Regions from separate parts of the Homo sapiens genome. Here regions 2 and 3 are each linked to region 1. The links are chromatin contacts, found by Hi-C or POLR2A ChIA-PET in ENCODE. All regions are on one chromosome and are shown on one strand. Each heading gives the region's core, a stretch centred on a gene start or an enhancer-like site at or near the end of the contact. The rest is flanking DNA. Distances are from core to core; before and after follow the strand shown.

What was found. Hi-C counts contacts between places; a loop is a spot of excess contacts on that map. ChIA-PET counts read pairs that join two places held with the same protein, here RNA polymerase II (POLR2A). Pooled maps may share reads with other maps.
Region 2: a map of CD8-positive, alpha-beta T cell shows a loop between it and region 1 (6-fold over the local background). The contact joins the promoter of NCOA6 here to the promoter of SCAND1 in region 1. A Hi-C loop is called at or near these places in 3 of 168 maps with a recorded cell type or tissue (CD4-positive, alpha-beta memory T cell, CD8-positive, alpha-beta T cell and naive thymus-derived CD4-positive, alpha-beta T cell) and 10 of 50 pooled maps. POLR2A ChIA-PET finds 5 or more read pairs at or near these places in 1 of 52 experiments (Caco-2).
Region 3: a map of B cell shows a loop between it and region 1 (11-fold over the local background). The contact joins the promoter of RBL1 here to the promoter of SCAND1 in region 1. A Hi-C loop is called at or near these places in 3 of 168 maps with a recorded cell type or tissue (B cell, CD4-positive, alpha-beta memory T cell and CD8-positive, alpha-beta T cell), 2 of 37 single-sample maps with no recorded cell type and 10 of 50 pooled maps.

The regions. Positions count from the first base shown.
Region 1 is chr20:35,951,393-35,956,028 of GRCh38, reverse strand. It overlaps SCAND1 (SCAN domain containing 1), which reads left to right and starts at 1,527. Exons shown (of 2, transcript NM_033630.3): 1 at 1,527-1,581; 2 at 1,690-2,405. The coding sequence starts at 1,745. The coding sequence ends at 2,284. It also overlaps a transcript of CNBD2 not described here. RefSeq lists enhancers at 960-1,169, 1,270-1,469, 1,550-1,809, 1,930-2,009.
Region 2 is chr20:34,823,917-34,828,171 of GRCh38, reverse strand. NCOA6 (nuclear receptor coactivator 6) reads left to right here and starts at 2,521. Exons shown (of 15, transcript NM_014071.5): 1 at 2,521-2,700. RefSeq lists silencers at 2,415-2,604, 2,615-3,054.
Region 3 is chr20:37,094,324-37,098,652 of GRCh38, reverse strand. It overlaps RBL1 (RB transcriptional corepressor like 1), which reads left to right and starts at 2,656. Exons shown (of 22, transcript NM_002895.5): 1 at 2,656-2,880. The coding sequence starts at 2,725. RefSeq lists enhancers at 2,198-2,247, 2,368-2,637, 2,288-2,964, 3,198-3,297 and a silencer at 2,868-2,927.

The DNA.
Region 1 (4,636 bases), core at 278-2,777:
CTATTTGTGGCCCGGCACGGTGGCTCACGCCTGTAATGCCAGCACTTTGGGAGGCTGAGGAGAGTGGATCACCTGAGGTCAAGAGTTCGAGACCAGTCTGGCCAACACGGTGAAACTCCATCTGTACCAAAAATATAAAATATTAGCCGGGTGTGGTGGTGGGCGCCTGTAATCCCAGCTACTCGGGAGGCGGAGGGAGGAGAATCGCTTGAACCCGGTAGGCGGAGGACTCAGTCTCAAAACAAAAACAAAAACAAAAACAAAACTATTTGTGAGTCAGCTACCAAACAGAAAACCACCTGGCCGAGGGCTGTCAGGGCCACGTGCTTTTACCTACATCATCTCACTGAATTCTCAATTACCTCTGAGAGGTAAGTTCTATTACATCCACATTTTACTGATAAGAAAACAGTAGCTCAGAGATAGCAAGCAGTTTACCTAATAAAAACAAGAGCAAACTTCTTAAAAGCCCTTTCTCTCCAACGGCTTAATTTATTTAATCCTCCTAACAACTCTGAGCTGGGTATCGTCAAAGGGGATTCCACCAAGGTAGCCTCACTCCAACACTCTAACCCAAGGCTGCTCAACAGAAATATAATGTAAACTGCACATGCAATTTAAATGTTTTTAGAAGCTGCATTTAAAAAGTAAAAACACAGGTGAAATTAATAACATTTTTATTTGACCCAATATATGCAAAACATTATATTCCAACATGTAATCAGTATTAAAAAGTATTGAGATAATTTTTACATCAGTTTTTTCGTACTAAGTCCCGTATTTTACAATATAGCACATCTCAATTCGCTATATTTCGAGGGTTATCAACTAGCTACGTTGCAAGAGCTGAGTCAACTCAGGAGGCCAGCGGCCACCATAAGGGGCAATGCATTTAGAGTTCACTTATTAAATGCTGACGTTAACAGAACCCACAGAGCCGCATTTCCCTTGGTTTCGGAGGACACGCGAAAAATAACAACAGCAAAGGGTTCTCGAGCATCTCCTTCGCGCCAGACGGTGTGTTGTACTTTGTCATCGTCGCAGTAAGGCCGGTGCTATCGCCCTCCTAGTTTGACCAAGCGAGAGGACTTTCTCCAGATGGGCCCCTCCCGAGAGAATGGTCGCCGTCCCGCTCTCCTGTTCGGGTCACCACCGGCCGGGCGCCACTCGAACGAGCCCCGGCCAGCCGTCACCCTAATCATTCCCGAAGGAGGGGCCATCAGAGCTACAGCTCATCAGGGTCAATCAGAAGGGGCGCCCGCACGCAAAGGTCACCTGCAAACCGAAGCGGCGCACGGATAAGGTCCGGGACTTGAAGTCTATCTCCAAACATTCAGGCTCCTCCTCCGACTCCTCCTCGAACTGGCGCTCAGAGGCGCCACCATTCGGAAGGAGCCCAGGCCACGCGCAGCTCGCCCTCCCGCACCGCGAGGGCAGCAGCCGCCTCATGCGACTCGAGAACGCTAGAGGGCGCCGCTTCCGGGAGCCCGCAAGCGGCTTCCGGGTGCTCGCGCGCCGACCTGGACGCAGAGAAGCCAGAGACTTTCGCTTCCGGCTGCCGCAGGCGCTTCGCTGGTGCAGGTAAGCTCCGCACACTCTCGGCCGGTCCCGAGTCCGACTCCCTCAAGGGTGACGCGAGCTCTGCCCTTTAACCGGAAACGTCTCCCTGCTCACCCCACCCCCGCGCAGACGCAGTGCTGAGCACACAGCTACCGGACAAAGAGTGACGCCCGGAGCTGGAGTTATGGCGGCTACGGAGCCGATCTTGGCGGCCACTGGGAGTCCCGCGGCGGTGCCACCGGAGAAACTGGAAGGAGCCGGTTCGAGCTCAGCCCCTGAGCGTAACTGTGTGGGCTCCTCGCTGCCAGAGGCCTCACCGCCTGCCCCTGAGCCTTCCAGTCCCAACGCCGCGGTCCCTGAAGCCATCCCTACGCCCCGAGCTGCGGCCTCCGCGGCCCTGGAGCTGCCTCTCGGGCCCGCACCCGTGAGCGTAGCGCCTCAGGCCGAAGCTGAAGCGCGCTCCACACCAGGCCCCGCCGGCTCTAGACTCGGTCCCGAGACGTTCCGCCAGCGTTTCCGGCAGTTCCGCTACCAGGATGCGGCGGGTCCCCGGGAGGCTTTCCGGCAGCTGCGGGAGCTGTCCCGCCAGTGGCTGCGGCCTGACATCCGCACCAAGGAGCAGATCGTGGAGATGCTGGTGCAAGAGCAGCTGCTCGCCATCCTGCCCGAGGCGGCTCGGGCCCGGCGGATCCGCCGCCGCACGGATGTGCGCATCACTGGCTGAGCGGTGGAGCTGCGGGCGGCCAGGGCCGGGCGCTCTGTGCGGACTGGGGCCATGATCGGGCCCGGGGGCCTGAGCCTGGGACCCCACCCCGTGTTAATGAAAAATGAGTTTTGGCAGCGCCTGTGGTCTGGTGTGTCTCTTTCATTCGTTCTTATTGGGTTTATTTTACCAAGCCTGTTTCCTACCGCCTTTCTGGCTGGTGGCGAAACGAAGTTGGGAGTCCGTAACAATAAGGCCTTCGTTGGCTATAGTGGGATCTTTAGATGTTGACTGAACCTAGGTTATCCCTCTACCACACATGGGAAGTTTTTCACCTGGGCTCCCAAGGACCCACTTGGGTTTCTTACACGCAAAATAGCTGGCTCTATTAAATGCTCACTTAACTGGCTACCTCTATACCAATATGGGCACCAACTTGCACCTGCCCTTTGGGTACAGGCTTCCCAAAATGTCCAAGTTACTGGGCCATTTTAATGTGAAGTGTTTACTGCACACCTTCACAGAGATAGGCTAGTTCTTGTGAGCTCTGGCTTATGCCGCCAGGCTTGCTCAACTTCCTTGCCAAATTTTAGGCCTGTGGTAGGAATAAAGCAGAACTAGTTGAAGTAATGGATTATTTACATTACTGAAGCTACTCATTTTAATGTCTCTCCGGCTGGCTCCCTTTTGGTGTTTAAACTAGCATAATCGTTTACAAAGGGAAGAAAGAATTTGGCAAATAATGAGGACCTGTTCTGAAATCTTAAACCTACTCTGTTTCCAGAGGCTTCTGCCCAACCAGGAAGGAGCTAGTTAGGGTCCATGGACAGCTTGGATTGGTCCCAGATAGGTCCTATTGCAGTGAGTGCCATTTGTTAATATAAGGAAGGCCAGACTTGTCTTCCTTGCACTGCTCTCAACAATCAAAATCAGCCTGCAGTTCACACCACAAAGCATGAGTGAGACTGGGCTGGAAGTTGGTGAGGGGCAATTTGCTTTTGAATATTAAAGACAGACAAATTGAGAAGTATTTTTGCATTCTTGGGATTTCTTGGCAGAGTTTGCACCTGCCTCCCTGGAAAAAGATAGTTGTTTAGAAGGTAAGAACAGCCTTCTTTAAAAGGTAATGTTTAAAGAAGATTAGAATAGGTGAAGAAGGACAAGCACAGTGGCTCACGCCTGTAATCCCAGCACTGTGGGAGGCAGAGGCGGTGGATCACTTGAGATCAGGAGTTCGAGACCAGCTTGACCAACATAGTGAAACCCCCATCTCTACTAAAAATAGAAAATTATCTGGGTGTAGTGGCACATGGCTGTAATCTCAGTACTTTGGGAAGCCAAGGCGGGCGGATCACTTAAGGTCAGGAGTTTGAGACCAGCCTGACCAACATGGTGAAACTGTCTTTCTACTAAAAATACAAAATTAGCCGGGCTTGGTGGCGCACGCCTGTAATCCCAGCTATTCGGGAGGCTGAGGCAGGAGAATCGCTTGAAACCAGGAGGCGGAGGTTGCAGCGAGCAGTGATCGCGCCATTGCACTCCAGCCTGGGCAACAAGAGCGAAACTCCGTCTCAAAAAAAAAAGAATGGTGAAGAACTTTATACAGTCATGCATCTCTTAATGGGGATGCGTTCTGAAAATGAGCCCTTAGGCAGTTTTATTGTGTGAGCCTCATAGAGTGCACTTATGCAAACTAGATGGTATAGCCTACACACACCTAGGCTTTGTGATAGAGCCTACTGCTCGTAGGCTACAAGCCTGTACAGCATGTTACTGTACTGAATACTATAGGCAGTAACAATGGTAAGTATTTGTGTATCTATACATAGAAATGGTTAAGTAAAAATATAGAATAGGCCGGGTGCGGTGGCTCACACCTGTAATCCCAGCACTTTGGGAGGCCGAGGTGAGCGGATCACGAAGTCAGGAGTTTGAGACTAGCCTGACCATCATGGTGAAACCCCATCTCTACTCAAAATACAAAAATTATCTGGGCTTGGTTGCGGGCAACTGTAATCCTAGCTACTCAGGAGGCTGAGGGAGGAGAATTGTTTGAACCTGGGAGGCGAAGGTTGCAGTGAGCTGAGATCGCGCCATTGCACACCAGCCTAGGCAACACGGTGAGGCTCCATCTCAAAAAAAAAAAAAAACATTTATATATATTTATATATGTATATATACACACATGCATATATACACATACACATATATATATGCATATATACATATACACACACACACACATATATATATATATATATAAAAGTAAAAAATAAGAGTTTGCGGGACTGGACATTGTTCTGGCTGGGTAAGTGGTGAGTGAATGTGAAGATGTAGGACGTTACTGTACGCTACTCCAGAATTTATATAAAC
Region 2 (4,255 bases), core at 1,272-3,771, 1.1 Mb after region 1:
AGCCACTGAGCCCAGCCATTTTTGTATTTTTTGTTGAGACAGCGTTTGCCATGTTGCTCAGCCCGGTCTTGAACTCCTGGGCTCAAACAATCCACCTGCCTCAGCCTCCCAAAGTGTTGGGATTACAGGTGTGAGCCACTGCACCTGGCCATCAACAGATACTTTTAAGTAGAGTAGTGACATGATCATATTTCTGATCATTAGAAACATTACTCTGACAGCAGGGTGGAGAATAGATTAGAGGGCGGTCAGGGTAATGTGAAAAGATGGTGGGTATCTACTACACCAGTCCAAGCACACTGTGTGTACTCAATAAATATTGATGGAATGAAAGGGTTCCTGACTCCCTTTCTTCTATGGGATCAGTAGGACTGATTTGTTTAATTAGTTTACAATCCACCTGCTCATCCTCTATCTCCTGGGATGCTCAGAACAGACCCCAACTCCCATTTTACAGATGAAGATGCTCAAGTTCAGAGAGGCAAGGACAGCTATCAAGAGCGAAAGCCAAAGAGAGCTGCCATACAATCCAGCAATCCCATTCTTAGGTATACACCGGAAAGAAAGGAAATCAGTGTATGGAAGAGATCTGCACTCTCATGTTTACTGCATCCCTGTTCACAACAGCCAAGATTTGGAAGCAACCTAAGTGTCCATCAACAGATGAATGGATAAATAAAATGTACATATACACAATGGAATACTATTCCGCCATTAAAAAAGAGTGAGATCGTGTCATTTGCAACAATATGGATGGAACTGGAGGTCATTATGTTATGTGAAAGAAGCCGGGCACAGAAAGACAAACTTCACATGTTCTCACTTATTTGTGGGAGCAAAAAATTAACTATTTTTTATTTTTTTTTGAGACGGAGTCTCACTCAGCCACCTAGGCTGGAGTGCAGTGGCGCGAGCTAGGCTCACCGCAACCACCATCTCCCAGGTTCAAGAGATTCTCCCGTCTCAGCCTCCTGAGTAGCTGGGATTACAGGCACCCGCCATCATGCCCACCTAGCTTTTGTATTTTAGTAGAGACAGGGTTTCACCATGTTGGCCAGGCTGGTCTTGAACTCCTGACCTCAGGTGATCCGCCCATCTTGGCCTCCCAAAGTGCTAGGATTACAGGCGTGAGCCACCATGCCGGGCCAGGAGCGAAAAATTAAAACAATTGAACTCATGGAGATAGAGAATAGAAGGAGGGTTACCAGAGGCTGGTAAGATTAATGGGGAGGTAGGTGGGAAGTGGGAATGATTAACGGGTACAAAAGAATAGTTAGAAAGAATAAGACCTAGTATTTGCTAGCACAAGAAGGTGACTACAGTAAAAAACAATTGGCCGGGCGCGGTGGCTCACGCCTATAATCCCAGCACTTTGAGGGGCAGAGGCGGGCGGATCATGAGGTCAGGAGTTCCTGACCAGCCCGGCCAATATGGTGAAACCCCATCTCTACTTAAAAAATATACAAAAATTAGCTGGGCGTGGTGGCATGCGCCTGTAGTACCAGCTACTCAGGAGGCTGAGGCAGGCGAATCCCTTGAACCAGGGAGGCGGAAGTTGCAGTGAGCTGAGATCGCGCCACTGCACTCCAGCCTGGGCGACGGAGTGAGACTCCGTCTCAAAAAAACAAAAATAAAACAAAAAACAAAAAAAAAACCACACACACACAAAATTTACTTGTACATTTTAAAATAACTAGAGTATAATTGGGTTATTTGTAACACAAAGGATAAATGCTTGAGTTGCTAGATACCCCATTTACCATGATGTGATTACACATCGCATGCCTGTATCAAAATCTCATGTACCCCATAAATATATTCACCTACTACGTACTTACGAAAATTTAAAAAATACATCAGTGTAGTGTGGGAAAAAACAGAAAATTTTTAAAAAAGAGTGAAAGCCAGATATGAATCCAGGCCTGTATGACAGACATGAAGTCCAGTGCTGAGGAGGCCTTTCTACGTTTGGGAAGAGGGGAGGGGCCACACTCGTTCGATCAATAATTCTATTTACTGAGCATTTTAGCTTGCTAGGGAGGTAATGATGGGAAAAAGAAGAGAGGGATTTAGAGGCAAATAATAATGAAAGCTTTTATCTATATCCCATTAAGCTTATTATTAGACAGTATGTGTCAGGCACGGTGACAAGTGCTTTCCAAGCCCACCTCCATTTGCTCTTCACAAGCACTATGATTTTCCCCATATTTCAGATGGGTAAACTGAGGCTTGGAGTTGCCATGTCCAAGGATACTCAGAGCGCTCGCAAAAGACTGTGCAATGTGTGCTTCCGAAGTGGGACTCACTGGCGAGAGAATAGCCCTGGAAAGCCGACAGAGACCCACGAGATCCCAGCACTAAGCACTCAGCACCGAAGGGAGCTGGCGCGCGCTCCACCTCGCGCTCCCGGGGACGTCTGGTCACGTGGGCAATGCCCCGCCCCTCGAGTCCGCCCCGCCCCCTCTCGCGCTCCCTCCCTCTCTCCCTCCCTCCCCCTCCCTCCCCGGCCCGGTCCGGCCCATCCCCCTCCCCGCCGGCTCCGTGAGGCCCTGCCGGGTCGGGCTGCGGGCGGCCGGGCGCGGGCGGCGGGACAGACGGGCGCACGCGAGGACTGACGGACGGACGCACCGAGGGCGGCGGGCACGCACGGCCCGGGCCGGCGCTCCAAGGCCCGCCCGGGAGGGCCGGGGCCGCGCTCAGGTGAGGGGACGGCGGCGCGGGCCCGTAAGGGGTGGGCCCGCCGGGCGTCCGCGGTCCTTGTCGGGCTGGCTTCGCGGGGAGGAGGCGCCGCCCGGGCCCGCGCGGAAAAATGGCGCCGGGCGACCGAGTGGCACGGTCTGAGAGCGGGCCCGGCCCGGAGCCGCCCCGCCCGCCGCGCTTGTGTCCCCGTCGCCATGTTGGGGAGCGGGCCCCAGGCCTGCGGGCGGGGGCGCTGGAGGGAGCGGCGGCCGGGCTGGGTGGGGAGGGTGCTGGGCGCGGGGGCCGGTGCACTGAGGGAGTGCAGGGCTGGCCGGGGTCTGCACGGGGTGGCGCTCCAGGCCTGGGGAACAGGCGGGAGCCGGTCGTGGGGTCGTGGTCAGGGTCGCGGAGAAGGAACACTGGGTCCGAAGGGAACCGGGATTGGGGTCTATGGGCTGAGAGGATGGCAGGACGTGGAACTGGGTTAGGCCTTAGGCGGTGTTAGAGCCCTAATGCAGGTAGGACCTGGGGATTGGGGTGGAGGCATGGGGGCCAAGCTCAGGCTGTCAGGGCTGGAGCAGTTCTTTGCTGGGAGGGAAGGAGGTGATTGATGAGGAATGAGGGCCCTTTGGGTACAGACGCTGGTTCAGATTGGGGCAGTCCTTGGGGTACTGGGGCTGAATTGCAAAGCTGTATAACTCCCAAGGCTCTGAAGACTTATGTCCCAAGCATCCTCCACCCCCTCTTGGGGGAAGCAACAGGAAAAAGGAGGTGTTTGATGAGAGAAAAGGGGGACAAAGGGAGACTGAGGTTTGGGTGCAGGAGCTGGCCAGCAAAAGAGGCACAGAGAGTGGAACTGGTTGGCAAGGAAGGAGAGAACCTTTATCAACTTAGGGAGTTGTGTGTGTCTTTAAAAGGAGGGACCTGGCTGTTTGGGGGCGGTGACCCAAGGTGTCTTCCCTGGAAGGGGACAGCCCACAGCTTAAGAGCAGAGTCACCTGGAGAGGTCATCAGAAAGGCGTTATTGAAGCCAGTAAAATGGTGAAGAAGAGTGAATGTATAAAAACTACAAAGGCCTGAGAGATCAAGTAAAGATTTCAAATCAGGTAGTGATTTTAGCTGAAACATAGAAAGGTAAAGTTGACTTTTCAAGATCTTACAAGTTAGTGGCAGAGGGGTACTAGAAATTGTCGGCTGCTTCCTCACTAAACACATTGCCTTAAAGGAATTTGCTAGCTGGGAGAAAGGTGTTAAGAAATGAAGCATAACATTCTTGTGATGAAACTAAAAGCAAACAAACAAAAACAACAAGAAATGAAGCATAACAGTATATACCAGATAACTATTAAATTTGTTTTCTTCCTGTAATGAGTGTGGCAATACAAAGGCTGAAGGGAATACAAAAAAGTATAGGCAGCCAGTTATTTGGTATTTCCTGGTTCATCTCTAATTGTGCAAAGAAGTTATCTTTGAGACCTTCTAACTTTCTAGAGTTTTAAGAGGTGCTCCGGCCAGCCACAGTGGCTCACGCCTGTAATCCCAACACTTTGGGAGGCCAAGGTGGGAGGATTTCTTG
Region 3 (4,329 bases), core at 1,407-3,906, 1.1 Mb before region 1:
GAAACCCCGTCTCTACTAAAAATGCAAAAAAAAAAGTTAGCCGGGCATGGTGGCGTGTGCCTGTAGTCCCAGGTACTTGGGGGGCTGAGGAAGGAGAATTGCTTGAACCTAGGAGGGAGAGGTTGCAGTGAGCTGAGATCTTGCCACTGCACTCCAGCCTGGGTGACAGAGTGAGACTCTGTCTCAAAAAAAAAAAAAAAGAATGGTGAGGTCAGGTCTTGCCCCTCCCCCACAAATATCAACTGCTTTTTTTTTTTTTTTTTTTTTTTTTAATAGAAGGTTAGACAAGCAGTTTGTCCTGAGAGGGGCAAGTGCAGACTGATTTTCTGCTTAGGGCATAGCAAAGCTGGAGGACAAAAAAAGAAAAAAAAATTTAAGAATTTCAAAATGAGACATCTTGGGAAAATTAGTTAGAACTTTCTTGTACTTTCTTACACTTATTTTGTGATTTAGAATTGCATATATTTTGAATTACATTTGGAAGGGTACACACTATAATCTTTTTAGTCTTGGAATCCCTAAAGGTCATAATCAGGTTCCAACCACATGCTTTGGGAGAACTCTGAAATATTAAACCACAACAGGGAGGCTAATCATAGAGGCTATCACACAATGGGATCAAAATAGAAACAACCTTCATGTGTATCTGGCTCAAAACTGAAGGGCAGAGTAAATCTATTTCACTACCCATACTTCATTTTCTTTTTTCTTTTTTTTTTTTTTTTTTTTGAGACGGAGTCTCGCTCTGTCACCAGGCTGGAGTGCAGTGGCACGATCTTGGCTTACTGCAACCTCCGCCTCCCAGGTTCCAGCGATTCTTCTACCTCAGCCTGCCAAGTAGCTGGGATTACAAGCGCCCGCCACCATGCCCAGCTAATTTTTGTATTTTTAGTAGAGACGGGGTTTCACCATGTTGGCCAGGATGATCTCGATCTCCTGATCTGGTGACCCGCCTGCCTCAGCCTCCCAAAGTGCTGGGATTACAGGTGTGAGCCACTGCAACCGGCCTTCCATACTTCATTTTCTATTCAGAAAAGCTCAATTTTGGGTTAAATGGGCATGTCCTGGGATAATAAGAAAAAATAAAACCAATATAAGGAAGGGCATATTGATTTTTGGTTTTTTTAAATGCATGCAGGTGAGGCTGGGTTTGACAGATGTGTCCTCAGTTGTTTGTTTTTGAGACAGAGTCTCACTCTGTTACCCAGACTGGAGTGCAGTGGTGCAATCTTGGCTTACTACAGCCTCTGCCTCCTCGGTTCAAGCGATTCTTTATTCTCATGTCTCAGTTGCCCAGGTTGTTAGGATTACACAAGTGCACCCACACGCCCAGCTAATTTTTATATTTTTAGTAGTGACGGGGTTTTGCCTTGTTGGCCTGACTGGTCTCAAACTCCTGGACTCAAGTGATCCACCTGCCTCGGCCTCCCAAAGTACTGGGATTACAGGCAAAGCAAATAATGGAACAACAAAAGAACGAAGACAGGGATTTATTGAAAACAAAAGTACACTCCATAGTGGGGAAGCGAACCCACGCAGCAGCTCAAGGGCCCAGACACAGAATCTTCTGGGGTCCAAATACCCTCTAGAAGTTTCCCATTGGCCACTTTATGCTCTCTTGATGTAACTGAAGTGGTAGCCCACAATCAGTCTGAGTGGTTGCAGAAAGCAACCAATCAGAGGCCAGGGTGAAGTTAACAAAATTATACTTCTATGCAAAGGAAGACTCTCCCGCCATCAGTCTGATTGGTTGTGGACAGCAACCGTTCAGAGGCTGGAGTGAAGTTACAAAGTTGCAAACAAAGACTGGAAGGCGCTCAGTGTGATTTGTTGCAGACAGCCAATTTCCCATCTGCCATGCAGAAAAGGTCCAAGGGAACAGCCTCTGGTTCTTTTGTTACTTAGGCGTGGAAAGTTGGGGTTTTCCTTTCAATTTAGTTCTAAGAAGTCACGTGAAACAGCCATAGGTTCCCTGCCTCCAGACCCTATTCTCCTGCCTCATTTACTGCAGTCTTCTCTGCCTGCCTCTTTTAGCGACTAGCATGAGATGAGGATTCGTCTTCTAATATCCGTCACCAATCCTTCCCCTCTGTCATTTAGCGAACCACTCACTGGGCACTAGGACTTTGGGGAGAGTCCCAAGAGGCCCCTCTTCGTCCAGGGGCTACTTTTTTCTCTTCCAGCCTCCATCTCCTAACTCAAGGGGTACAGCTCAGATTATGTTTGGCGCCCAGGGACAGTGACAAACCCAGGGCCCGTGGATAGAGGAGGCATCTCACTACGCTGCACGAGGCCACCTCGCAGTAGGCAGCCCAGCCCTGCCCCAAAACCCAAGAGCCTAACCAGGAAGACAGGGGGAGGCCGCGGGCTTCATCTCCCAAGAGATGGACTACACCTCCCAGCAGGCTCTGCGCGCGGGCTGAGGATCCCTCCGCTCTTTTTCTGTCCCGCCGGCTGGGCCCCCCGCGACCAGCCAAGGGCCAAGGACAGGTCTTTCAGAATCTGAGGTACATCTTCTTATCACATTTCCGGGGAGGGACTGCTAGGAGCTCCGGAGGAAAAACGGACTTTTTTTGAGGAGAAAAGCGGAGGCAGACGGTGGATGACAACACGTCCCGCAGCTGCAGATTTTCGCGCGCTTTGGCGCAGGTGGTTGTGGGTAGCGCGCCTGGGAGGGAGAAAGAAGTCGGGGGCCGTGGCGCGCAGCCCGCGGGGCCTGAAGGGATGTTCGAGGACAAGCCCCACGCTGAGGGGGCGGCGGTGGTCGCCGCAGCCGGGGAGGCGCTACAGGCCCTGTGCCAGGAGCTGAACCTGGACGAGGGGAGCGCGGCCGAAGCCCTGGACGACTTTACTGCCATCCGAGGCAACTACAGCCTAGAGGTGAGCGGCAGCAGGTGGGGCGGCCGGACCCTACCCTCGCCAGGCCCCACCCCTGCCCCGCCCCTTCCTCGGCCTATGGGGTGGTGGGAGTTTCCCCACCTAGGAGGGTCGCTGCGCAGCCAAGCGCCGAGGGGCGGGAAAGGTGGGTGTAGCTCAGCCAATCCACCCATCATTTTGAGGCGGGAAACTGAAGCTCAGGAAAGGAGCGGCCTAGGTCCCGCGCCGCTCAGACCCCAGGCTTCCTGACCACACTTCCCTCTACCCCGCCAAGCGCCACAAAAGTCATGGTGCTGCCCTTAAATCAGTAAGAACAAATATAATGGTAAAGTGAAAATGAACTGCATGCCAAGACATCACTGCCCAGAGCTTTAAATGGACCCTCAGTTCCGTCTGAACCCCTTCTGTGATCCCCATTTCACGCAAGAGGAAGCGGAGCCCTAGACGGGTTAAGCTACAGGCCCAAGGTCACACGGTTAGAGATGGAGCCAGACCCAGGGTCTGAGCCGTTTAACCTCCACCCTCTGCTTCACCAGGGTGGAGCTGCCGGTCGCTGTGCAGCAGTTTGATCAAAGCCAATGTGCACACGAAGCTGATCTCAGCCCTACGTTTCCTCCTCCGTCAGAGCATCGTCCTGATGCTTTGCATCAGTGTCTGGCTCTGAATAAAACAAATGTCAGTTATAATTACTTGATTTTTTTCCCCATCATTCTTGCATTTTATCCTCGCAACAGCCCTGTGAACATGGCATGGCAATGAGTATTAGACTGCTTTCCAGGTGATAATGGCAAGGCTCAGAAGGTTGTCTTGCCTAGGATTATTCTAATATAGAAACCCAGGCTGGGCGTGGCGGCTCACGCCTATAATCCCAGCACTTTGGGAGGCCAAGGCGGGCGGATCACTTGAGGCCAGGAGTTCGAGACTAACCTGGGCAACACGGCGAAACCCCATCTCTACTAAAAAAATACAAAAACTAGCTGGGTGTGGTGGCGCCTGCCTGTAATCTAGCTACTCGGGAGGCTGAGGCAGGAGAATTGCTTAAACCCAGGAGGCATAGGCCGCAGTGAGTGGAGATCACACCACTGCACTCCAGCCTGGGTGACAGCAAGACTCTATCTAAAAACAGAGAAAGAAACCCAGACGAGCATAAGCCCAGTGTAGACAGAATTGTGATGGAGTGTATTTCATGTAGCACCACTGGCCTCATGTTCAAAGGCTTTCATGTGCCAAGGGCGCTGGACCCACTCCCAGGGTGCACCACTGACTCACCACCCAGTGAAATAATTGCTGGGTTCAAAGGCATAGAGTTGGAAAAGTGTCGATTGTATGTGTGCCTATATATGAAGGAGTAGTACCTGAAAAAAGTGTCTTCAGAACTGGATAGACTGGGTAAAGGACAATGGTCCACATCCGTGGGTGGCATGACTGGAGAGCTGTGGGAAGAATAAGAAA